Linked DNA regions of Mus musculus: region 1 is linked to region 2. Evidence: chromatin loops called from intact Hi-C (ENCODE). Cell type or tissue: left cerebral cortex. All regions are shown on one strand. Each heading gives the region's core, and the rest is flanking DNA. Links, peaks and the distances in the headings are about the cores only. Region 1 holds the start of Lamtor5 (late endosomal/lysosomal adaptor, MAPK and MTOR activator 5). Region 2 overlaps Slc6a17 (solute carrier family 6 (neurotransmitter transporter), member 17).

What was found. A loop is a pair of places that touch in the nucleus more often than their neighbours do. Peaks named below come from ENCODE experiments on the same cell type or tissue, not always from the same donor. Only the 100,000 strongest peaks of a DNase experiment are listed, where the experiment ranks them.
Region 1: a loop joins it to region 2, with 14 times the contacts of the local background. A loop is called at or near these places in 18 of 42 quality-filtered maps.

Annotation. Positions count from the first base shown.
Region 1 is chr3:107,267,362-107,279,536 of GRCm38, forward strand. Lamtor5 (late endosomal/lysosomal adaptor, MAPK and MTOR activator 5) reads left to right here and starts at 11,497. Exons shown (of 4, transcript NM_026774.2): 1 at 11,497-11,752. The coding sequence starts at 11,556. In left cerebral cortex, for the core only: CTCF peaks have their summits at 6,684 (motif pointing left) and 8,842; a DNase peak (open chromatin) is centred at 6,654.
Region 2 is chr3:107,459,849-107,472,023 of GRCm38, forward strand. Slc6a17 (solute carrier family 6 (neurotransmitter transporter), member 17) reads right to left here. Exons shown (of 12, transcript NM_001293689.1): 12 at 7,700-11,701. The coding sequence ends at 11,333. It also overlaps a transcript of Kcnc4 not described here. Among named protein-coding and RNA genes, the nearest start is that of Kcnc4, 7.0 kb to the left of the region's middle. In left cerebral cortex, for the core only: CTCF peaks have their summits at 2,503 (motif pointing left) and 6,947 (motif pointing left); DNase peaks (open chromatin) are centred at 2,505, 6,915, 8,161, 8,508 and 3 more places; H3K27ac peaks cover 1,688 bases.

The DNA of each region.
Region 1 (12,175 bases), core at 2,853-10,852, 190 kb before region 2:
GGATGCCAAGTTCACAGATTCTAATACTAAGATCTAAGTGTGGCAATCTGTAGCATTAAATATTGTAGTAAGAGTGTCTGCCTTGCTGGGCATGGTGGCACCCACCTGAAATCCCAACACTTGGCAGGCAGAAGTAGGAGGATTGTTAAAAGTCTGAGTTCAACCAGGTCAGCTAGGGCTACATGAATAAGCTATCTCAAACATAAAATAAAAGAAAGAACATTTGTGGCCTTCTCTGTTGTTGACCATTGTGGTAGCTGCCTTGTTTCCCTGTTTCCTAAAAACTTAGAGACTAGTCTAAGAATGTACTAATACTTTGTATGAGTTAGGAGCATACTATATACTATATACTATATACTATATACTATATACTATATACTATATACTATATACTATATACTATATACTATATACTATATACTATATACTATATACTATATACTATATACTATATACTATATACTATATACTATTATCTATATCTCAGAGAATTGTAGGTAAGGAAGCTAGGAAGGGCTAATTTGGGCTCACAGTTCGAAGGTACAGTCTGCCATAGAGAAGCCCCAACAGCAGGCACACGAAGCAGTTGCTCACACATCTTCAGTCCAGATAGAGATAGATGAACGCTGCTGCACAGCCCTTCCCCGTTTTTATTCAGTCTGAGACCTTAGCTCATGAAATAGTGGACCCCTCCTGTCTCAGTTAAATCTGTCCCTCCATGGTCAGGCCCAGAAGTTCATCTTCTAGGTTGACTTTAAATCTCATCACGTTGCCAGTGAAGATTAGCTATCACAGAGAATAGACAAGACACTTCGGTCCAGAAAAGGTCTTGAGCCAAGATATCTCTTCTTTTTTATTCCTCCTTCTTATCCCTCCCATATCCCATATCCCTCCCAGATATGTCCTTGAGAAACAGAGGTCCTGCCCATCACACCTTAGCATCTGGTACCTGGAAACAGCAGAAAGGGACCAGGCTCTGGACAGGAACAGACACAGAGCCTGTTATTCACACCACTTCTGCAACGGTTGCTTACTCAACACTCAGTGTAGTATTTGTTTTCATTTTCTAGCTTGTGTGTGCACGCATGTGCATGTGTGTGCATGTGTGTACGCACACGTAAAGGTCGTTCACAACCTTGGTGTTGTCCCTCAGGAGCTGTGCATCCTGTTTTCTGACACAAGATCACTCAGCAAGCAAGCTAGGCTGGCTGGGCTTTGAGCCCTAGAGGCCTGCTTGTCTCTGCCTCCCTAGCACTGCGATTACAAGTGCTGTGATTGCAGCACCACTCCTGGCTTTATGGAGTTTCTGAGGGCTGAACTCAGGTGCTCCTGCTAAGCTCTTTAGTGAATGAGCCATCTCCCAGGCCATGTCTAACATGTTTACTATGTGGAACACAAGCTCCCTGGGGAAAAGAATCTCACCTGCTTTCCTGTAACCCAGCACAGTACTTGGCAAACTTGGGGCAAAAAAAAAAAAGATCCATAAAGAAATTAAATCTGCAGTGAGGCCACAGCATGAAGCTGGCTCTTGTTGCTGGACACACCACTCAAAATGACCAGCTCTGTTGAACTTTTTGTTGAACTGGCTTTCCCCAGCAGAGACGGGAGTACTCTCTCTCTCTCTCTCTCCTTTGCCTGCTGTGTCATGCTGCCCAATAAAGTTGTTCCCTAAGTAGTGGACAGACTATGGACATCCAACCTGAGTTCTTCCCTTATCAACTCAAAAATCCCTTTGGAGGTGGCCCTTAAAGCTGTCTTAGCCACTGTTCTATTGCTGTGAAGAGACACCACGACCAAGGCAACTCCTATAAAGGAAAGCATTTAATTGGGAACTTGATTACAGCGGTAGAGGGCTAACTCATGCTCGTCATGGAAGAAAGCAGATAGGCAAGCAGATTGGCATGGTACTGGAGCAGTGGGTGAGCTTAACATCCTGATCCACTGAGCCTAGCATGAGCTTTTGAAACCTCAGAGCCCACCCCGCCCAAGTGACACACTACACCCGACAAGGTGACCACTAAAATATGAGCCTAAGGAGGCCATTCTCATTGAAACAACCACGTTTCCTGGCCAGAATCATGTAAATGACCTGGTCTGTATCCAGGGCTTGAATGTTTCAAAAGAAAAAGGAACGGAAAGAAGAATGTCTCCTTCGACACCTCCTCTGCAACTGAAGCTCAAGTTTACCTACACAGAACCTCAGCTCAAAGACTCTGGGAGCATTCTGCTTTGCTGGCAAGAGCGGCAGCAGTGGGCATAGCATGGGTTATGTCCTGGCTGCAGAGGTGTTTCCAGTGCTGTGGGCAGATGTGAACAGTGTCGTGCCTGTGGCGAAGGTGTGTTCTTCACATGTAGTTTGGGTTGTGAGTAGGCATTCAGGCTGCGCTCCTTAGCACACTTCCAATATTGTCTAGGCTGATAGCGTTGTTGTAGCAATCCTAAGATGAAGCCTACACAGCCCTCCTTAACTGCTTGCAACCTAGCCTGATTCAGTTTGCCTCTGCTACATTTCTTAAGATCCTAACAACAAAAACAGCGTTGATGCACTCTGAATTTGTGAAGTGCCTTCTGTGTGTATTCTCTCCTGGAATTCTAGGACAGCAAGAGGTTTTGCAGGACTTTTTTTTTCTTTTTGCATCAAGAGTTTTGCAGGACTTGCCCAAGGTCTCACAAGAGGATAATGAGATGCTGTGATCACAAATAACCCCTTGACACAAAATGTGGATTGCAGCGTAGACTGGCAGTCAGGAAGAAAACACACTCTGCTACCTGTTAGAGTGGGCAGAGATGAGGAGGTCATCTGTCTCTACAGCAGCGGTCCTCACCCTTCCGAAGGCTGCGACCCTTTAATGCAGTTCCTGTGTATTAAAATTATTTTCACTGCTACTGTCATTTTGCTGTTGTTATGAATTGTAATGGAAATATTTTGGAGGTAGAAGTTTGCCAAAGGGGCAAACACAGATCGGGAACGATTGCTCTCCACCACCCTTTCCCCTGAGGTAAGAATCAGTAGTTCTTTACTGAGGGTGTAGGTGGTGAAATAAAGACATGAGGATGTTTCCCTGACAACAAGGACTCTGCTAGGGCAATGGCAGGGCTGGGTGGCAATGGGATCCAGTGTAACCCCACAGATAGGGTCTCTGGAACCCACCTTGGGCTCACAAGAGTCATGTCATTGGGTAGAGTGACACATAGCCAAGGCAAAGATAAGCCTGCTTTAGCTAAGGGCCTCACTGCACAGGCCTGCCCTGGAAATACATTTAATACAGGTAATTTCTTTTCCATTTATTTTCAAGAATTCATTTCACTTAGCCAATTCTAAATCAATAAATCTTAACATTAAGTCTGATTTGATGCGTGATGCAGACAGTCTAATTAAGGCCAGGGTATTTTATCAGCTCCTCTAAGCTGTCTTTTCTCTGTTCTGTAATTTTTTTTTAGGCTGGTGTTGATCATCTTTTTATTCATAAGGGCTTCATTCCCATTTGTCATGGTTGCATTAACTGGGCATCTAATAAAGGCTTGGATATAGAAGTCTGTATCTCATTTATCCTTGGGAGCAAAATTAATAAAGCAAAGGAAAAATTGCTTCCTGTTCCAAAATGTTTTTAGCCCACCTTGACTCATCGAAAATATATTTCACTGTGTCTTCTAGACTCAGGACTCAGCTCAGCTTTGGGACACAGTGACTAACTTTATCCTTCACTTACTGACAGCCCCATCCCTATGTCCTTGCCTACTCCATGGCTGGAGAAGCTTGGATAAGAGTGGCCATCAGCTTATCTTCCCACCCATTTGCTCACTACATGTTTCTTTAGGACCTTCTAAGGCTGAGGCTCTGATATAAAATAGGTTCAAAGAGGTGAAGGTGTGGCTCATTGGTAAAACCTTGAAAGCATGAACACCTGAATTCAACCCCCAGATGTGTATAAAAATGCCGGGCAAGGTAGTATACGCTTGCAATGAGCAACAGAGACAGAGAGATTCCTGGGATTGCTGGCCAGGTAGTCTAGCCTCTTTGGTTAATTATAAGACAATGAGAGATGCTGTCTCAAAGTATGTAGGCAGTTCCTGAGCATGATAGTACACACACACACACACACCCACACACACACACACACACACACACACTCACACACCAACACATAAGACATAAGTACATGGCACATATGTCTATAAAAGCTTTAAAGGAAGATCCAAAGCCCAAGTTAAATAGGTTGGCCAAGGTCCAATGGAAGAAAACTATCTTAGCCACAGAACAATACTGGGAGCAAGCTGGAAAGCTCATCTGTTCTCTTTTTGCCTCTGGGAGGGTAATCGTTCCAACTAGTACTTCTGTTAACAAAGAGTCACCAAGTATCTATGATCCTGCTTGACTTGTGGGCTTTCTGGATTCATGAAGGCCCTCATTCCCCAGGGATACCATTATAATGAATCACCAATTGAGTGGTTTACCCTCAAGTCTGGAGAATAGAAGCCCCAAATCAAAGTTTTGGCAGAATAGTTTCCTTCTGAGGACTGTGAGGAAGAAATATGTTCGAGGCTTCTCTCCTTGGCCTATAGACAGATGTTTGCAGCTGGAGCCTGCCTTTCCCCTGTGCATGTCTTGTTATATAAGGATGTCAATTACATAAGGTTAATGCCCACACTAATGTCTTCTTCATTTTAACTTGATTGCCATCTATAAAGGCCCTGTCTGCAAACATGCCCACAATCTAAGGCACTTGATTTTGGATCCTCACATGCGAATATGGGGGGAGATTAACATTTAACTTAAAACAGTGACTCCCTCTGAAGCAGATTTAACTACAGTTCAATAGCATCTGGCAGCATGCTAGAGATGCTTGGAATATCGAATTCCATGTCAAAAAGAGGTTTATGTTGTAAAGTAGACACCTCTCCTCTCTGGACCTCATATGTCATATCGAGAGTAAGAGGTGTGCACTGGGTCTCCACCACCTCTGCACCTGAATTCCAGGACCGTGTTCTAGGCAGAGTCGGGCAGTATACAGGGGAGAGTAACAATTAGACTCCACCACTTTCAAGCAGGACGATCTGGCCAAAGTTTTGTTTAGGTATAGACAAGATTATCTGTGTAGCCCTGGCTGGCTTGGAACTCTCTGTGTAGAACTGACTAGCTTGTCAAACTTGTGGCCTCTGCCTCCAGTGTTCTGGAACTACAGTTGTATGAGACTGTACCCAGCGTTGTTTTCTGAGCTTTGCATTTTTAACTGTAACCAAAAGATAGTAATATTAGCTACTACAAAAAGGGGGGGGAGGGGAATGTGGTGATTAAGGGTGTGTCCCTGGTCACATAGTTATCAGCTCCTACACACTAACCGCTAATGCCACTAATACTATGAACAAGAGCCAAGTTTATACCTGGTCTCAAGTCTCAGTGCTGTCCACCTCTGACCTCCGATCCCTGACACCCACTAGAGCCCACCCACCTCTGACCCCTGACCCCTGGCACCCACTAGAGACCACCCACCTCTGGCCCCCAACCCCTGGCACCCACTAGAGCCCGCCCACCTCTGACCCCCGACCCCTGGCACCCACTAGAGCCCGCCCACCTCTGACCCCCGACCCCTGGCACCCACTAGAGCCCTATGCTGCAGCTTAGAATGAGATGCTTGAGCTGCCAAAACTTTGGCATTCCCCGTGACACACCTTCCCTGTCTCCACCTTACCTACCTCCTGCCCGCTCTACTTGACTTTTGACTTTTTCTTCTTAGAGTCAGGGCTAGAGCTTCAGGTGATTTTTTTTCTCATTGTACTTTATAATTTTACATAGAATATGTAGAAAATCTAATAATAACATCAATATAACTATGGCATTTGGCACAGCTTTATAGGGAAGCTATGTAGATTCAGCTTCTCCTGTGGATATGAGACTGATATCTGCAGCAATCTCTTGGATATGAGACTGATATCTGCAGCAATCTCTTGGATATGAGACTGATATCTGCAGCAATCTCTTGGATATGAGACTGATATCTGCAGCAATCTCTTGGATATGAGACTGATGGCTGCAGCAATCTCTTGGATATGAGACTGATATCTGCAGCAATCTCTTGGATATGAGACAGATGGCTGCAGCAATCTCTTGGATATGAGACTGATATCTGCAGCAATCTCTTGGATATGAGACTGATGGCTGCAGCAATCTCTTGGATATGAGACTGATATCTGCAGCAATCTCTTGGATATGAGACTGATGGCTGCAGCAATCTCTTGGATATGAGACTGATGGCTGCAGCAATCTCTTGGCACTGTGATTTTCTCCTGTGCATCATCTGGATTATAATCAACCTAAGGAGACAAACAGATTTTCTTATTCAAATTGACTTTCATAACACACCAACCTCTCTTACACAAGGTAACCCATGCTATCCTCCCCACACCTGGATGAACCAGAATACAGTACCCCTATATCAAAGGCTCCCCAGACACTCAGAGATCCCATGGGAGGCTGGTGCCCTGGCTACCAGGATTCAAATGTATGCCTCTGACTCCAAGGACACCCGCATTTGATATTTAACACTCTCCACTCTCTAATAACTCAGCAGGCTTATACATCCTCCTTCCAGCCCTCACCCCCTACAAGTGAACACACACACACACACTCCTTAGGCCCTTCATTTTGCAGTTTTCTGTGGCCTTGGTGCCCCCTAGTGGCTCATTAGGGTTCATTGCACTGAAGGCTTGTGACTAAGCACTCGAGTTGTCCAGAGGCCAGTGTTGGTAGCCCTGGGATAACACATCTCTCAGTGCCCAGAGCTGGACCCACCATTAAAGATACCCCCCATCTTCTTTTTATTTTTTATTATTTTTGACAGGGTCTTTTTGTGTAGCTCGGGCCGTCTTCAAACTTACTAGGTAGTCCAGGTAGGCTCACATTCATAGAAAACCTGAGTGCTGGGATTACAGTGGTACACCACTATAGCCCACCAATACTGTACCTAAGTGAGTCTATCAGAGTCTATGCAGGAGTCAAGGCAAAGGAAACAGCACCAAGACAGCATGTAATATCTGGAGTTCTGGCCCGGTACCTCCTTCCACTCCTTAGTGGGATATGTGGACTTTCACATTCTCTGTTGCGCCTACCCGCAACTCTCCTTTCTCAGAGCTTGTTTGCAGGAAGGGGAGAAACAAAAGAAACTGAAGTTAAAGACTTCATAGTCTTTATATAAATCTCGCTCCACAAAGGATGCCATCTAAACTCTCCTCTAGAAAGGAGATCATGGGGGTGGGGGAAATAGGTTTAAAGGAAGGGCTAGAGGTATGTGATAGAAATAGGAGACTTAAGAAGAGACATTGGACTAGTGAGGGTAGAAGAGTATTGAGAGCAGGAGCAAAAAAATGGGGAGACAAGTTGGGAAGGAAGATCAAGCAAAGCAAAGTATTGTGACAATACCACAAGGAACCCCAATGCCCTTCGTTCAAACAGAGATGTTAATAAACAGTGTCCCCAGGAAGTGCGTAGCCTGCTGTGTTTTATAAAAAGATAGAGAGGGGAGGAATATGTTTGGTGGAGGTGTAGTCAGGTGTGGAGGAAGGGGGGTTCCTCTGCTGGCCCATGCTGAGGTATCCTTTCCCCCTGAGCCGCACAGCCACACAACAGACAGTATAGTATAGAACAGTTTATTCAGGGCATGGGGAGGGGAGTTGAGAGGTAGTAGAGACAAAGAAAAGCAGAGAGACAGAGTAGAAGAGAAGAGGCTAGAGCCATGACATGTGGTGGTGGTGGGGTGGATGGGGAGAGAGGGAGAAGGGGCAAGAGGACAGAGTGAGAGCAGGGAGGCAAGAGAACAAGAGGGAGGAGGGGGCAAGTAACCCCTTTTATAGTGAGTCAGGCATACCTGGCCATTGCCAGGTAACTGTGGGGCGGAGCTTAGACAAAATGCTAACACAGCCAGCTGTTTCTCCGTGGGCCTCACATGGGGAGATGGAGAAGGCATTCTATCCATTTCTGCTAAGTAAACACAGAAAAACTCCAACCCATCGAGTCCAATGCTCTGATATGGGTGCTTGGGATTTCCCGCCATCATTCCAGAACCAGCTCCCAGCATTCAAAACTGGAGGAGTCATCAAGGACCCTGAATGCTAAAGAAAGCAGAAAGCGTTGCAAAGCTGACATCCCCCAGAAGCACCACCCTAGTTCCCAGCACTTGGCTGCTTACATAGCTTTCCTTCCCCTCAACCCAGCTGTGCAGGACCAAAGGAAGCGAGACAGAGAGACAACAGCCTATCCCCGTCACTTCCCACACATCAAATCCTCCCTCTTCCTGATTTCTTCTCTTCCCCTGAAAGGCCTAGCTTAGACCTTAAGAAGCTGTAGGCATTCTGAAAATCTTTTAATCATTTTTCTGGCTTTGAGATTATTTGATATACCCTGGAGACCTATTTGACAATACAGGAGCCAATGTTCACTCAAGGGACTGAGTACTTGAAATGTGGTCGGTCTGAACTGCAATGTGACAAAGTGCAACTAGACTTCATATTTTAAGGACTTAAGATGGGAGAAAAATAATGTATTTTTTAAAAGTAATTATATATTGAAATAACTTCTTAGATACACAAAATCATGTTAAAATTAATTTCTTCTGTTTTCCTTATGTGGCTCCCAGGTTATTTAAAACTACAAAGGGGGTTCACATTATATCTGTTTGAATAGTAATGTGGAGGTTCAGAAAGGCAGAACTGGGCTAAGGGTAAAGCTCAGGCATAGAGTACTTACCTAGCCTGAGTAAAGTCCTAGGTAAGCCAGATGCTTGGCGCTTAACAGAACAAGACAGAATGGTCAAACCAAGCGGTCTCAATTCAGTAACATTTTTACCACTTGAGACCACAGGGAGGCAGAGCTGATACTGTTCCCTTAGGCATAGTGTTAGCTTTCTCTTAAGACAACTGGGGCAAACTTTACTTTGAATAGTATCTAATAGGTTTTTAAACACCTAGCCCAGCCTCCCAAGTACTGGGATCATCAGCATGCTCTCTGCTACGCAGCTCTAACGCTATCTTTTAAGGGTATCTCTAGAGTGCTGTTCTAAAATCTGAATAGCCCACATTGTGTTACCTGATAACTCAGGTAATTTCTCCAAAGCCCAAATTACACCCCATAAACTGGAATCCCAAGAAAGTTAGAATTCTAGAGCCAGGAGCTGGGGAGATGTCTTAGTCAGCATTCTTACCTTGCAAGCATGAAGACATGGGCTTGGTTTCCAGATCCCATGGATAACTGCCTGGGGCATGGTGGCACACATGTAATCCCAACATTGAAAAGGCTGAGATGGGTTGGGACAGGGAGATCCCTGGGGAAGCTGGCCAGTCAGGCTAGCCTAATCAAGCCCCAAACTATCGATAGACCCTGTCTCAAACAAAAGAGTTTAATGGCACCTGAGGAACAAGACAAGGCTGACCTCTGACCCCCAACTGCACATGCACATACGTGCATGAATATCTGCAAACACACTGAATCCAAGTATACACATGCATCAAGACACACATGAACATACATACAAACACACAATTCTGGAAGCATAGCCAAATATGGGGCTCATATTAGAGCATTAGAAGGCTGAGGCAGGAGAATCACATGTTAGAGATAACCCTGCACTGTAAAGTTAAAAAGTAATAATAATTCTGCGAGCTTCATTTTAACAATATGGTGAATGGTGAGCGGGTGGCTAAGCCTTGGCCTCTTCTATTATGGGCACCAGATCAAAAAACAGACTGAGTAAATGCCAGAGATCAGATTGCTAGAGGAAGCTAAGTGCAAGGCACGCTACACAGGAAGGGGTAGAGATGAGCCATGGACACACCCTTGTTTTCATAAACCCTTCTTCATGTAAATAATATATATACATATATATATTTTTCTTGAAAATGACCATAACTTTTGACCAAACAATTCTATTTCTAGTAATTAACCATGAAGAAAAAATTTAAATGCACAATATTGGGCTAAAGAATATTCAACCAGCACAGAACCTGGTACCACCAGGACAGAGGGTAGGGAGGGGACACAAGAGCAACTTAATTGGTCACTAATGAACAGTAAGTTCACTTTAGGTGTAGCTATGATAACAAAGTTGGTGTGTTTTGCAACTATTACAAACAAAGTAAATAAAAACTTACTGTCCTGAAAAGGTATTTATAATAAATTCTGTGAAGAATCCCTGCTACATAATTCAGAATTGTATATATAGTATGTATATTGATTTTGCTTTTAAAAAACATTTCTCTACAGAGTGAGTTCCAGGACAGCCAGGGCTACACAGAGAAACCCTGTCTCGAAAAACAAAAAAAAAAAAAAAACAAAAAACAAAAAACAAAAAAAATTCAAATAATACATTTGCAAAGATAGCCATATGGAAAAGATAGTCTCCAAAATATCCTTATCAAACTATCATCTCTTCACAGTAGGACTATGAGTGGTTAGTTTATTCTAAAGTTTTTAAACCCAGGCATGTTGGTGTAATCCCAGCACTTGGGAAGTAAAAGCAGAGAGATCAATACTTCAAGGCCAGCCTCGGACACACTGCAAATTTGAGGGCAATGAGGGGTATATGAGATACTGTCTCTAAAACAGAAAAGGGAATAAAAATTTTAAAGCTCAGTTATTTTAAAGTAATAATACACGGTCTTCACTAACACCTAAAACTTAAACCTAATTTCTTCCCCCTAAAACTTCCCATGACCTAGCTATTAGAAGTATCAATGCAAATTAAATATGGCACATGGCAGTAAATCACAGGACAAAGGTGGGAGAATTCGAGGCCAACCTACGAGAACAAAGAAGGTACCAATGTTAAGATTCTGACACTTTCCCAGCACGCAGTTTGGGGTTTCAACGTGTGCCATCTCTTCCTTTAGTCCCGTGTGTGCACCCCTCCCCATCGGCCCTGTGTGATAGGTTACTTCTCCTCCGATGTTGGTGAAATGAATCAATTTAAACCAGAGTAGATGATGTTAAAGGCAGGTTTATTGGGAAGCTGCCAGCCGGTGGGTGAGTTCACTGGCCCCAAGGACCAAGGCCAGCGAAGTTTCCTGGGAAAGGAAGGAAGAAAGAGAGAAGGGGGAATGTGTGCAGAGAGAGAAAAGGAGAAGGAGACCAAAATGTCTGGATTCTATAGAAAGGAGCCCTATAGAAAGGGAAGGGCAGCCCAGCCCCTGGGCTGGAAAGTTCAGGGTTGGGGGCAAGGTATGCCAGGTGGGAACTGAGGGATGCAGAACCTGGAGGCCAGTTCTGCTTTGATAGGTAAAGTATACACCTCAGCCTCTTGACCTAGGGTCAGAAACTGAGCACTGTCTTCTTAGCGATTGGCCTATTGCATAGATGAGACCATGCCAGACCTGCTGGTTACTTTAAAATTTAAACCAGGTCTACGTCTGGTTAGGACTGGAAATTGCTTGAACCAAATCCAAAGGTTAAAAATCACTAAGTCCAAGTGCTAGGTCAGGAAAAGGCCCTGAGGCCCGACTACAGATTGCTTTGAAGGCCCAGCACCCCCAATCGAAAGCCAGCCATCACTGGTCCTGTGGTAGTAGCTATGCCTTTTCGTAAAGAGCGCGGACGCGGCGCCGCGCTGAATTTCGTCCCTCTGGAGACGCCGTCCAGGCGCCCGCCTCGGTCAAGTCACGTGATCGAGGTTTGCGGTGAAGGAGGAAGTGTTTTGCTGCGGGGTCCTGGCCTGGGGCGGACAGCCTGCGGGATGGAGGCGACTTTGGAGCAGCATTTGGAGGACACGTGAGTAGTGCGTGCGGCCGGTCCTGGGCTCCGGACAGGGGAGCTGGAATGGGACAGCGGCATGGACCGCGAGTGTCTGCGGAAGCGTTTGGGGCACTCGGGGCGGCGAGCGGGTGACTTCTGCCTACGGCCGGGCCGCTCGTTACTGGGTAGTAAAGTTTCGTTAGGCGTGTTCGCAGAATCGAGTAGCTCTTGAGAAGTTTGGGAAACGGATTAAGTTTGGGGAAGGATGCCCCGGGTGTGCTAAATCGAGCCCCCGCAGTGCCAAAGCACTTTCACGCACATCTTCCCGCGTTTGTGGCCCGTCAGTTGCTCAGCGCTTGTGAAGTAAATATATCCGTAAAGTTTTTCAGCTATCTCTGTAAAATTTAAAATTGGGAGGTGTAAAGTGGCTTACAAGAAGACACCTCCTCCTTGAGCTTC
Region 2 (12,175 bases), core at 2,467-10,466:
CCAAGGACACCTGCAGGCTTCCTGGGCCGCGCCAAGAGGGAGCCTCAGCGCAGCGCCCCGGCGCCGGGTTCCTGAGATCTGGCGCCGCCGGGAGCCGCGCCATCTGCGCGTCTGCCCATCTCCGGGCGGGGCGCCGGCCTTGGCTCCCTGCTAGGGGCGGGCGCGAGGTGGTCTAGGGAAGGGAGCGCCTGGGCGCCAGAGGAATGGGGCTCAAAGGGCTCTGCGACTCCCTCCCGCGATGACAGAGGATGCGACGCTCCAAGTGGCGCCTTTTCCTCTCGGCCTCGCCTGACCAGGGCGCACCCTCCGCGGGGCGGGGTGGGCGCGGCGCTGCGAGGCGCAAGGCCGACCTGGGGCGTTGCGGAGCTCGGGCAGCAGAGCTCAGCCTTCATCCGCGCATCCCAGCCCAGCGGAGGCGCGTAACCCGCTAGCAGCCAGTGCCCAGCGTCGCGCGCCGCCCCTGCGCGCCTCCGCTTCCATCCCCTCTCGGCCCCACTCCCCGCCTCTCCGTAGCCCTCAGCTCCACCCACTGCAGCCCTTGGTGACACCTGAGCGCTCCCGACCCCTGACCTCTAACCTCTCTCTCTTCCTGTCTGTTTCTCTGCACCTCCTCACGCAGAGTCTAACCTGTGTATCCCTTACAGCTAAGCTGGTTGTATTGTTGCAGTTTCACTGTTTCATTGTGGCTGACTGGAAGCCAGGGTGGAATAGAATGGCAAGACTACATCAAGGAAGAGCCTCCTTCTCTCCTCCTCCAGAAACCTGGTCAGACCACCATGGCCCCATCCTGCGTCTTGGATGCTCTCGATCTTGATATTTATGATCTCTGACATATTCACCACAGCCTCCACCTTGGAGCCAGGACAGCACGGCCTTGGGCAGAGAAATGTTTCTGGGCTAGGTGGAGAGAAGTCCTAAACCTGCTGCTCTCAGTAGAGAAATGGTTTATGAGTGTGTCCTTGTGTCCCTTAAGATCATCAGGTTGAAGGCCTGGCTCCCTGTTGCAATGAAGGGAACTTAGGAGGTGCCATACTCTGCCTCATGCTGTCTTACTGTCCTATTACTGTCCCAGTCCTTGCACTTGACTTCTCTCCCAGACTCCGGGTTCCTCTAGGCTGCACTGTGTTTTTTCATCTTGATAACACCCACAGTGCCCGCCTCTGAGGACCCATTTGCTAAGTAATTGAGAAGCTGCCGTATCCAAAACATGAAGCATTAGACTTTGTTGGCCATCTCCCAAAAGCAATTTCCAGATTCATTAGTTTTAGGGCTTTTTTTTTTTTTTTTTTTTTTTTTTGCCTAGAACCACACCTACATTCCCTCTCCATCTCCTCCTCCTCTCTCTGCTTCAGTTACTCTGGGTGATACAGGGAGGATTTTTAAACAGAAGTGCAAGGTGATTGACACATCATACCTGATACTACATGTGTGTACCATCTGTTTTCTGGAAGGGGCAGCACTATTCATACTGGGCAAACAAAATGACAATAAACTATCCACCAGCTGGGGCTTTTCTGTTTTGAGAGAGGCTAAAGGTCCAACGTAAATGCAAGGGATGTCTATAAACAAAGGTCTTATCATTATTGAGGCTTTTAAAAAACCCCAAACCAATCAACCAAACAAACAGACCAAATGATCATCTGTGGTGACATGTGCTAGCATGCAGGAGAGGACCGGACCTTTCCACCATCTTGACTGGAGTTAGAAGCACTCATCTGTGGGCAGCCTCTTTGGGTACCTGCTTACTCTTACATCATGTCTGGATCCCAGAGAAGATCGAGGACTGCCTAGGACTGGATGGAGGAAGGAAGCACTACCAAGAGGATACTGACGTCCTGACTGTAATGATGACATTAAAGTCCTCTCAGGATTGTGTCCTGGCCAAAAAAAAAAAAAAAAAAAAAAAAAAGTCTCCCTTCACTTTCCACTCTTCAGCCTGAGAAAACAGACAAATGGCTAGCACTGGTAGGAGAGAGGAAGGAAACAGGCCACGGTATCCCAAATTTCATTTGTTTCTTCATTGAGCATCCATTGGACACTGATCACACATCTGTCAGTAAAATAGTCCTCGTCTCCAGCCCCAGGAAGCCTCTGTCCAGGCTGTGCATCATCCTGCAGTCCTGGTGATGGGGATGAGCGTCTGGGGAACACGGAGGAGGAACCTTGCCAGGATAAAAAAAAAGGAAGCCACGAAAGAAGAGAGGTAGAGGAGAAAGCCAGTGTGTAGCTAGGGGGTCCCAGGAAGAGCTCAGGAAAAACCTGTTAAAGGTACTCTTAAGAGGAGGGCTCCTGGCCAGCTCCCACTGACTATTTATTCTAAAGGTCTTGACTAAACCTGCTTCATGGGTCTTTCCCAGATTCCCTGGAAGCATACGTATGCTAAGGTTGGCATTCCAACCTTTACTGTCCTCAGCTCTGTGTGTGAGGTAAGGCTAATTTCTTCCAAAATCTATAGGCTTAGAAGAGGCGAGCCCCCTGCCCTACTGTGTGGGAGGGTGCTGCCCCCTAGTGGTGCTGGGACAACCCAGTTAAGGAACTCGATCCTTACTGTTGGTTCCTAACAGCAGCTGGTCCAGGATTTCCTGTTGATTCCAAGACTTCAGGCCTTAGCCCCACCTAGCATTCCCAGGATACTACCTGCTTTGTTGTCCATTCCTCAAGATCCTGATAGTTACAAGCCTAAGCAAGCGTGCCCCGGTCCCTGCCAAAAATGTTTGTTCCCCAAGCTTCTCCTCATCCCCATCTTCGTATTTTCTCTACTTTTCTTCCCTAAGATTTTTTTTGCTATAGTCAAGAGCATCTAGAGCCAGTTAATACTATGGAATCATATGCAGTAAATTTCCCAGCTAGAATTAAGAGGGTAGCCAAAGGATAAGGATAGAAGGCTAAGCTTAAACCTAGAGTGATGCTGATGCAAATTCTTGGGCTCCTGTGTCCTTTGTAGGGCACTTGAAGAAGCCCTTTCCCCATCTCTACAGAAGCCAGAGGGAAATTAAGAGGCTAAAATTAAAGTCTCTCCCCATTGGGGCCAGTATGTGGTCTCCCTCTTTTAAGTGACAGGGGTCATCTGATCACTTCTCCTCTTCTTTGGTATCCTTTTTTTCTAAGGTGCCCCAGGCCAAGGAGCTAGCCTATAGCTATTAGGGCAAAGTTATATCCTTTGGTACTCACATCTCTTAGCATTACAGGTCCTGCCAGGGACCTATCCCCCCCCCCCCTCCTCCTCCTCCTCCTCCTCCTCCTCCTCCTCCAGATGCAGACCAAGGGGCCAGCATCCTTTCCCAGCATGCCCTGTTCCCTCTCAGCCCAACAAATTGAATTGCTTTATCAGAGCTCATCACCAGGCACATATAGTAAGTCTTTGATTCTGTGCAGGATGAGTAGGGTGGGCCAGAGGATACTGGGAGCCTGTTTGCTCAACAGTTCATTGTCTTATTCAGCTCTCACCCCAGGCTCTTAGGCTCCAAATCGAATGGGAGAGCTGTTCTGGGAAGGTTCTAGGAAGAATGTGTGTAAGACAACGGCCCAAAGTACTACCAGCAATATGGAGATCAGCTACACTGGTTCTGACAAGGGTTACAGACAGGATTGGGCTCATTTTAAAATCTCAGAGAACTCTAGAGGCCTTTTGGTGGCCCACCTCCTAAGAGGAAGAGACTGCAAATGCACAGATCACAAGCTCGGGCTGGGTTAGGACTCAGGGCTTCAGAAACGGTGGCTTGGAGTCATAGGCCAGGGAGGGGTTGGGGGCTACTTCTTAGGCATGTCCCTGTCGAGGGTTTCAGACCTATGCAGCAGCAGTGAACCTGAGAGAAGGAGCTACAGCTGGGTTTGGACCAAGAACAGAGAAAACATGGAGGCCCATGTGCTCTCCACATGTAGGAGTGTGTTCATAAGAATCACAGACGCAGAGCCAGTGGAAGGGTCCCCTAGAGGTCTTTCTACTCAAAGCTGTTGGGCAGTGGGAGGCAGCTGGGGCTGGGGAGTGTACACACACACACACACACACACACAGAGAGAGAGAGAGAGAGAGAGAGAGACAGAGACAGAGACAGAGACAGAGACAGAGACAGAGACAGAGACAGAGAGAAGGGCCCAGCTGGCATGACTCCTTGGCACTCCACATTTCTCCATCTAGAAAAGTACATATTCCTCCTACCTGGGCTAAGGTCCAACAAAGCAGGCTCATTCCAGTAGAGTAGTTAATTAGTCCTGATGGGTTTGATCCCCTCCCGCAGTATCCTGGAGAAAGGGGAGCAGCTGTCTGGAGAAGCAACTCAAATCTGAGATCTTGTTGGATAATCATGAAGCCCAAGAATCTGTCTCTTCTTAGGTTAGCTCTGGACACACTATGCTGCCAACTATGATGCTGGGAGCCCGAGGGTAGACCCTTTACCAAGTCTTTCTGTTTTGCAGCTGGCACTTTGCCTACATGGAGTAATCTTATTCATAATATGTTGTTGTTAAATAACTTGAATCTCCTACCCATCTTCCAGGTTCCTTCCATCTGGATCACTGGAAGGTGGACACACCAAGACTCATTGTGATTGCTTGGACAAGACAAGGAGCCTTGCCTGAACCAAGCCTTTATGAAGGTTCCCAGGGTTTAGCACAATTCTAGGCACCCCTAATACCTGCTTCCTGCTCCAGGCAAGGAATTGATGAAAGAAAGTTAGAAGTGAGAGAAGGCTGGGGTCCTTTCTGTCAGAGCCTTGTAATGTGGTGGAGAGTACACTGGATCGGAAGTCAGGAAACCAGGCTGTGGCCACAGTTCGCCCTCTAGTTGTTCGAGAAAGCCTTACTTACCCCTTGTCTGTTTCCTCAATTGTTAAAAGGTCAAATCATCCCTTGAATTCACTTCATGGTTATTTTTACTGTGAAATAATAAAGTGCTCCTACATGTAACTTTACCAGTAATTTTTCTTCATTCACTATTTTATGGGCCAGGAGGTTAGGAAGGGTCCAGCTGAGCAGTACTTAGAACTCATGCAATTACAGTGGTACTGAGAGACATGAGGTTCCTTTGAGATGAACGTTCAGTGTGGCACATTCACACGGCTGGTGGTTGACATGGGCTAAGGGCTCAGCTGCAGCTGTCAGCGGGAGCACCCGCAAGTGCGCACCCTCTAGCACCGTCAGTGTCTCAGGTAAGTGTGGTACCCCCCAAAGTGGCTAACTGTCCCCAGAACCATTATCCAGAGAACAACACCCTTGTTGATGTAGCTCTGCAAGTCCATAGCATTGCCTCCTCCATTTTCTGTTGGCTAGAAGAGGAATCTGGTTGCCCAGGCTCAAGAGGAAAGGCAGAGAATATTCCTGATGGGAGAAGGGTTAAAGAATGGGGGAACCTCTGAAAATTCACCAGCAAACAAGCCATAACATTTTGGGAGTTTATAGAATTCTCTTGCCCATGCTAGGGCTGGATGAGGCTGTGTCTGATTATGATTAAGAAGGAAACAAGACAGGGACAGGATTGGTGAGTGCCTGCTTCCCTGGACAGGGCACCTTGTCTTTCCGCCTTCCTTGGCTTCTTCCAGGGTTAGGTTGGGACTGTCTTTTAACAATGGTACCAGGGTGCTGGCTCATTGCATGGGTGAAGTGGGGCCAGGGTTGGTAGAGAGAAGAGAGTAATAATCAGCATATATTCTATCCCCCTCTGGAAAACTGCTATGCGACGGTCCACCCGGCACCTCGGGAGTTCATTTATTCCTCCCAGCGCCTCAAGGAAAAGGTTTTATTGTCACACAGGTTCAGAGGGTTAAGTGGCCTGCCCAAGGTTGGTGACAGACTCATGATTGAAACAACCTCAAACAGCCTGCCCCTGGGGCCAGAAGGAAGTGGAAGAAGCTGTCTCTCCTGTCCTCTGGCATGCCCTTGTCATCTTCTTCCCTACTTACTGCCTCCATTCGGGACCCAAATCTAGCTGCTCCCCTCCTCATCAGAACAGATTAGCTCTGTGTCTCAGTTCCATGTTTCAGAGCTAATATCCTCTCAGGAAAAGCCTCCAAAAAGATGCCAAAGATGGACGATGGGCATATCTAGTGCCCCAGAATAGGTTTATTGTATGGGGACCCTCCCATCTACAGCGAGGCCTGTGGGCCTCTGAACAGATGCTATGATCCACAGACTGGTGGAGGTGATCTATTCCCAAGGCCAGGCCTTAAGAAGTGGGCACTGCCAGCTTCCACATTTCTGCTCTTGAAGTGGTCTCCCCATCAGATAAGGATTTGGTCGCTCTGACCAACAGGCTCAGCTGATCTCTACTCCTACGTGTTTTCACCCAAAAACTAAATATCTATATAAATGTGAGAAAGGCTCCCTTGGGACGTCCAGACCAGCTCTTCTACCCACGGGACATCACTTTCATTTCCACCCATCTGCTGCCCTAATTCATACTGGAATTCCTCATTCATAAAGTCATGAGGTAGGAAATGTTGGTTGTTTTAAAATTTGGACTGACATGGAACACTGCAAGAGATAACTGTTTCAGGATGTATTGTTGCCTTTGAACTATCCTCTCTCTTTCCTTCTCTCTTGCAAATTAGAAGCTGTGTCTCTTAGGAAAGGCAAGACCCAGCTGACACTGAACTTAGACGTGGCTTTGAGGACTCTGGCTTCAGAGTGCCACTGAAGTGAAGCCCTTAATGCCTTGTGTCTCTGTGTCTATGCATCCCTCCTGGAAGGATGGCTGCCATTTCAACCAGAATTACCAAAAGACTGAGTGACTGTGTGGGGAGTGACTTGTCCAGCACTGGGCCAGTCCCTTGTTTGAGAACTAAGTAGGAGATTTGATGTGACAAGAGAGGTGCTTGGCCAAACTCGGGCCAGTGAGTTCTGATTTGCCTGTTTGAGGACTATGGCTAACATGGAGAGACAGTTTAAGAGTGTTGCCAGGCTAAACCGTGAACTGAAAGGGATTCCTGCCACCTGGTGGCTGCTCGTGGAATGAGGGGTGGCAGGGAGAGGAAATGGAAGGTTCCTTTGGAGGACCCCTTCTGAATGAAACTGAGATCACAAGGCACTGAGCGCGGCTGGGATGGGGAAAGATGAGAGTAGTAGTATTCTTCTGAAGATTATACTCCGAGCTGAGGCAGGAAGAGGGGGTTCTCTGCCACCAGCCTCTTCCATTCTTTATGACCCTACATTCAGTGGGTGCCTATTTAACAAAAACTTGGGCTATCACATCTTATACTTCATCTTTATCTTCCACTGGAGATTTCAAAAGATATTATCTGAAGTTGAGGGGTAATTCTCTGAGAACTTAGAACATGGCTTGCTGTGAACTAGCTCACTTCCCTAAGGATTAGGTCAGTCCCCTGCCTTTCTTGTGTTTCCCCTCAGTCCTCCTTACATAGTGAACATATATAGTTTTCTCTGAAGCTGGGCAGGATAAGAATTGCCCTGAAAAGCCCTGGAGAGGACACCAAACGCCATCCTCATATCAGACGGCGCCCCACTTTCCTTACCTGGAATAACGTAGATTCAAGCACTTCCCTCAGAGAAAAATCTCAGGGGTACAGAGTTGCTGAGGCACAGTAAGGGCAAGCATGGGACCCACAAGTATCCGGGGACATGCCCAGAAAACTGGCTGCATCTCTACCTTCAAATTTCTCAGCCAGCACCCACGAGAATCCCATTTCACCCCATCCCAAAGCCTCCCTCAGCTCCCCTCCTGTAAGTGAAGAAAGGCAAGAGAGGGTGCTAAGAACAGACACTTTATTGTACAGCAGGGTGGGGGAGATGAAGTGGGGGCCCTGGGGTGACAATGCCTCATGCCCTCTCCTGGGCCAAGTGATCCTGACTCAGAGCACTGGCCACTCCAGGACACATGAACTTAAACTGTTCTGAACGTGTGTCAGGACCGGAAGTGACTGCCTGGTATGTGTTTAGGTCTGTACAAAGCAGGACTTCTCATGAGAAATGACCCGGGGCCCTCCTCCCCTAGCTCCCCATAGTTCAGACCTAAGAAGAGGGACTCAGAGGTGTACAGAGTCAGGTGTATTACAGCCTGCGTGATCTCACTTCTCTTTTCACAGTGGGCATACTCTAGTTGAGGGAAGGGTAATGTAGTGGTAAGGAAGGGAAGAAGAGCAGTCCCTGCCTGGGAATACTGCAGATCTGCACGGGGATTGGCTCATAGCCTCAGGGCTCACACACGAGCACGGCCTCTGGAGGACGTCTCCTGGCACTTAAAAAGCAGCAGCCAGCTCCTGACGATGTATTGCTTGATGGCAGAAGCCAACCCTATCTATAATTCCTCTGCACCTCACGTCTCCCCCACCACCCAACCTAGGCCTCAGGCTCCTCGCTGTCCCCATGAAGAGGGCTGAGGGCTCCCTGAGCAAGAAGCTGGTGACTGGAGCTGAGAGCTGTCAGAACAGGAACTCTTAGGTGTACCTCTGCACTGCCCCAACTCGAATGACTCAGCCCCGGAAACCCCTTGTCTCCTGGTAGGCACCGTATGAGCAGCGCCAACCAGCACTAGGGACCCTGCGCCAAGACTTGGAGACCCAGCCCTCACTTCCAGCTCTTCCACGGAAGCTGAGGCTGGTCTTCAGTGGTCAGGTGAGCCCACCTCATCTCTCCGGAGGAGCCAGCGGAGGTCTGAGAAGCGGCTGTTGCTTTCTGAGTACTCCAGACTTTTTCAAGGACAAGGGCAGGACCGAAGGGCAGAGAGATGCCTTCCTCCTAAGAAGCCCGGTACTGTCTGCCTAAGACATCGTGACTCCAGTGTGAACAACAGAAGGTTGACTGGAAAATAAATCTGAGGGCTTTCCACCCCCACCCAAGGCCCTCCTTCCCACCAAAGGTGAAATGACAATGAGTCACCTGAAGGAAACACGTGCCTTTCCCCACAGCTGGTGCTTCTTAGAGGTGCCTGTCCTGAGGTCTCACCCATAGAGCTGAGAGGAAGACACGGGGTCTTCAGAAGGTGATGAACACTGGGTGGGTGGGGGTGTCACAGATCAGCACCTTATGCACTCACACCTACGAATGTAACACACACACACACACACAGACACACACACACATACACACAACCATAGAGCTCTGGGTCCTATGTCCAACTCACAGAAGCAAAGATGTAGCCAGGACAGATTCTGGCTTACAGCAAAAGGCTACAACACACACTACAGAGCCCACAAGGCATAAGCAAACAGCCCTAGCTCAGCTCCACCCAGCCCCCCGCCCCCACCCCCCATCCCCCACTCACTGCAGGCTCACAGGCTGGGGCCTGGCCCAGCCACGCTACAAAATTAAAAATATATCAAATATACAATGAAAATAGATCTGTACGGCACTGAGGATGAAAATAGTCCACCAGCCACAGTATAATATTGGGTTTGTCATTTCACAGCATCTACACCCACATGTACAGATTGAATGTACAATAGAAATAGCATGTGGAGAGGAGGAGAGAGAGTGGAGTCTCTGCTAGGGCCTGGCTTTCCTGTTTTCTAATTCTGCTCAGGACTAGGCACGGGGCCAGCTAGGGGGTGTTGTCAGGTGAGGGGGCCGATGGTGGGACCCCAAAGCTCATTTCCCTCTCACCTTAAATACTATGACAGGTGGGACCAAGAAGGCTAGAAGTGAGAGAAGGTGTGTGGAACTGAGGAATAAGAGATGGCAGGCTGAGGGTGGGGGACCTCTCAGGCTAGGGAGGGAGGTATCCAGGAGGCTTTAGGAGCAAGTGGTGGACATCTGGGCCTAGGCTGTCGTCCCTCTCAGGACTGAGGGAAATTTAGGCCACAACAATGACCCAGGAACCTCTGTCAGGTGCCCAGGTCTGTTCCTGCTGACCAGAACTTTCAAAGATAGAAACAGTGTGTGTGTGTGTGTGTGTGTGTGTGTGTGTGTGTGTGTGTGTGTGTGTGCATGGATGTTGTATGTAAGACCACCACCCCTGGCTCCAGGTTGGAAGGAGAAGATTGAGAAATGACTAAACCCTAGCTAAGGTGACCCCATCCATGCACCCATCCATCTGTCCATCCCAACCGGCCAACCATATAAGTCCATACACCCATCTCTCTAAGGTGATACTGCAGAGAGATACTCTGAGTCTCAGGTCAGCTTCCGAATCCTCACAGGCCGCTCTGAGGCAGCCTTCCTCCCAGAGGAGCCTTGAAAGGTGGTCAGGGACAGTGCCATAGATTGTATCTCCCTTGGAGCCTAAGACCAGAGGCTTTCCGCTGCCCAGAACTGCCTGTGCCACTCCCCTGAACAGGCTGGGGGAAGTTAGGGAAAGGTTCCCAAGGTGTCTCCGCATGATGTGCACACCAGCGGCTGTGCTTGTACAACAAGGAGAGTGAGTGGCAGCCAGAGAGGGCAGTGAGTTTACCTGTCTTTCCTTAGAAACAAGGGCTCCTGGTGACACACCTCTGACCTCCAGGAACCCTCAATCCAGGGGAGAAGCTGCCACTAAGGAGAAGATGGGGCTCCAGGTGAGGTGCGCTTGTTTCTCTTGTGCTCCAAACCATCTAGATTGTGCTGGGAGCCTGCAAATTGTGCTCTGGAAACCTCACCCATTATGCACTGTGCCCTCTTCTTTCTGGGACAGAGGCAAAGACCACCACCCGTGGCTCCAGGTTGGATAGAGGAGATTGAGAAATGGCTAAGCCCTAGTTAAAGTGACCCCATCACTGTGCTCTCCGGCAGGACCTGTAAATAGGGACATTTAAAGGCTCCACGAGCTGGCTGTGGATTCATTTCATTCGATGGCAGCATTCATGCTTAAGCCTGAGAGGTCTCCACCTTTCTCAAAAGACAGAATTGAAGAGACTCCATATACCTTCTGGCAAAGCAAAGCCTGAGACCTGATACACGCATCCCTAACCCTATCTTAGCTCAGGAGGAGCCTGGCAGGGCTGGACAGGACGATGAGTCTTTTGGCAGGCTGGGCTAACGCCTACATCCTGCACCCTCAGCCCTAAAGCCCCTGTCCACCACCACCCACCGTGACCAGCAGCACAAATGGACCCTCCCTGAGACCCAAGAACTACAAGTGATAGGTTTTACAGGGAGAGGGGGAGGTGACTCCTAAAGTGTCCACTTGAAGTCCCCCCATACTGGGATTTTGTGGTTACATGACTGCAACTTGGCAAGAGTTCTCAAAAAAGTTACACGGGTTGGGGGCCTGGAATAGGGACTGAATTGTCCCCAGTCCCCTGCTCATAGGTAGGGAGTCTGCTGGGACTTGGGTGGGGAACAAGGCAGGACAGATCCTCTCTCCTTGGACTGGCCTGGGTCTGGTGGCCACCATGGAGGAAGAGACCAGGCCCAGACAAGTGGGCAGGTTGGGTATTGAGGGGAGGCAGGCAGGGTGGAGCTGTGGTCACAGCTCTGACTCAGGGGTGCTGGCCAAGAGGTAGCCGCTTCCATAGCGTCCGTTGGGATTGTTGCTGTTATCCAAGGGTGATGTGCTGCCAGGCCCCAGATAGGAGCGGTGGGTGGGCATGGGGGAGGGCGCCTCACTGGGCACCTTGCTGAGGATGAAGCGCGTCTCATCGTTCTCCTCCAGATTGGAGATGTCCTTCATCATGCGGCCCTTCTTGTAGGACACAGAGAGGGTGTTGGACCCGTCGGAGAGCAAGTGGAAGTGCCGCAGGATGAACACCACAGGGATGGGCAGGGTGGCCACGGCAATGAGGGTGATCAGCAGTGCCATGGCCCAGTTGGGGAAGTACAAGTAGCGCTCAGCAGCCTAAAGGATAACAGCAGAAGGAGGCTGCAGGACACCAGACTGTGCGGGTCCCAAGCCTACAGGCCAATCTTGTCCCACCCTTGCCCCTGGCTCCCCCACCACCACCACCAAGTAGCAGTACTGATGGTGTCTCCAGGGAGTGCTACTTGAGTGTAGTACAGTGGCTTGGTCCCAGGGACAGCTGTTTGAATATCAGCTTGGTTAAAGGGGCCTCAGTTTCTACATCTGTAGAAAGGGTGGGTAATTCCACTCCACAGACACAAAAAACAGACTATGCCTTAGAAGAACTAGAAAGCATGCTGATTTTGCTGAGCCTCAGTTTCCCCATTTATACTATAGCGATAGTGCCACTGCTTAGGAACACAAGGCACACCCAACAAGACCTGTTACAGAGGAGCTGCGCTAGGAAGCTTTGCTCCAGTCTGTTATGTTAAAGGCCTGAGAAGATGCCAGAGACTCTGGGGTTTGTTGGGG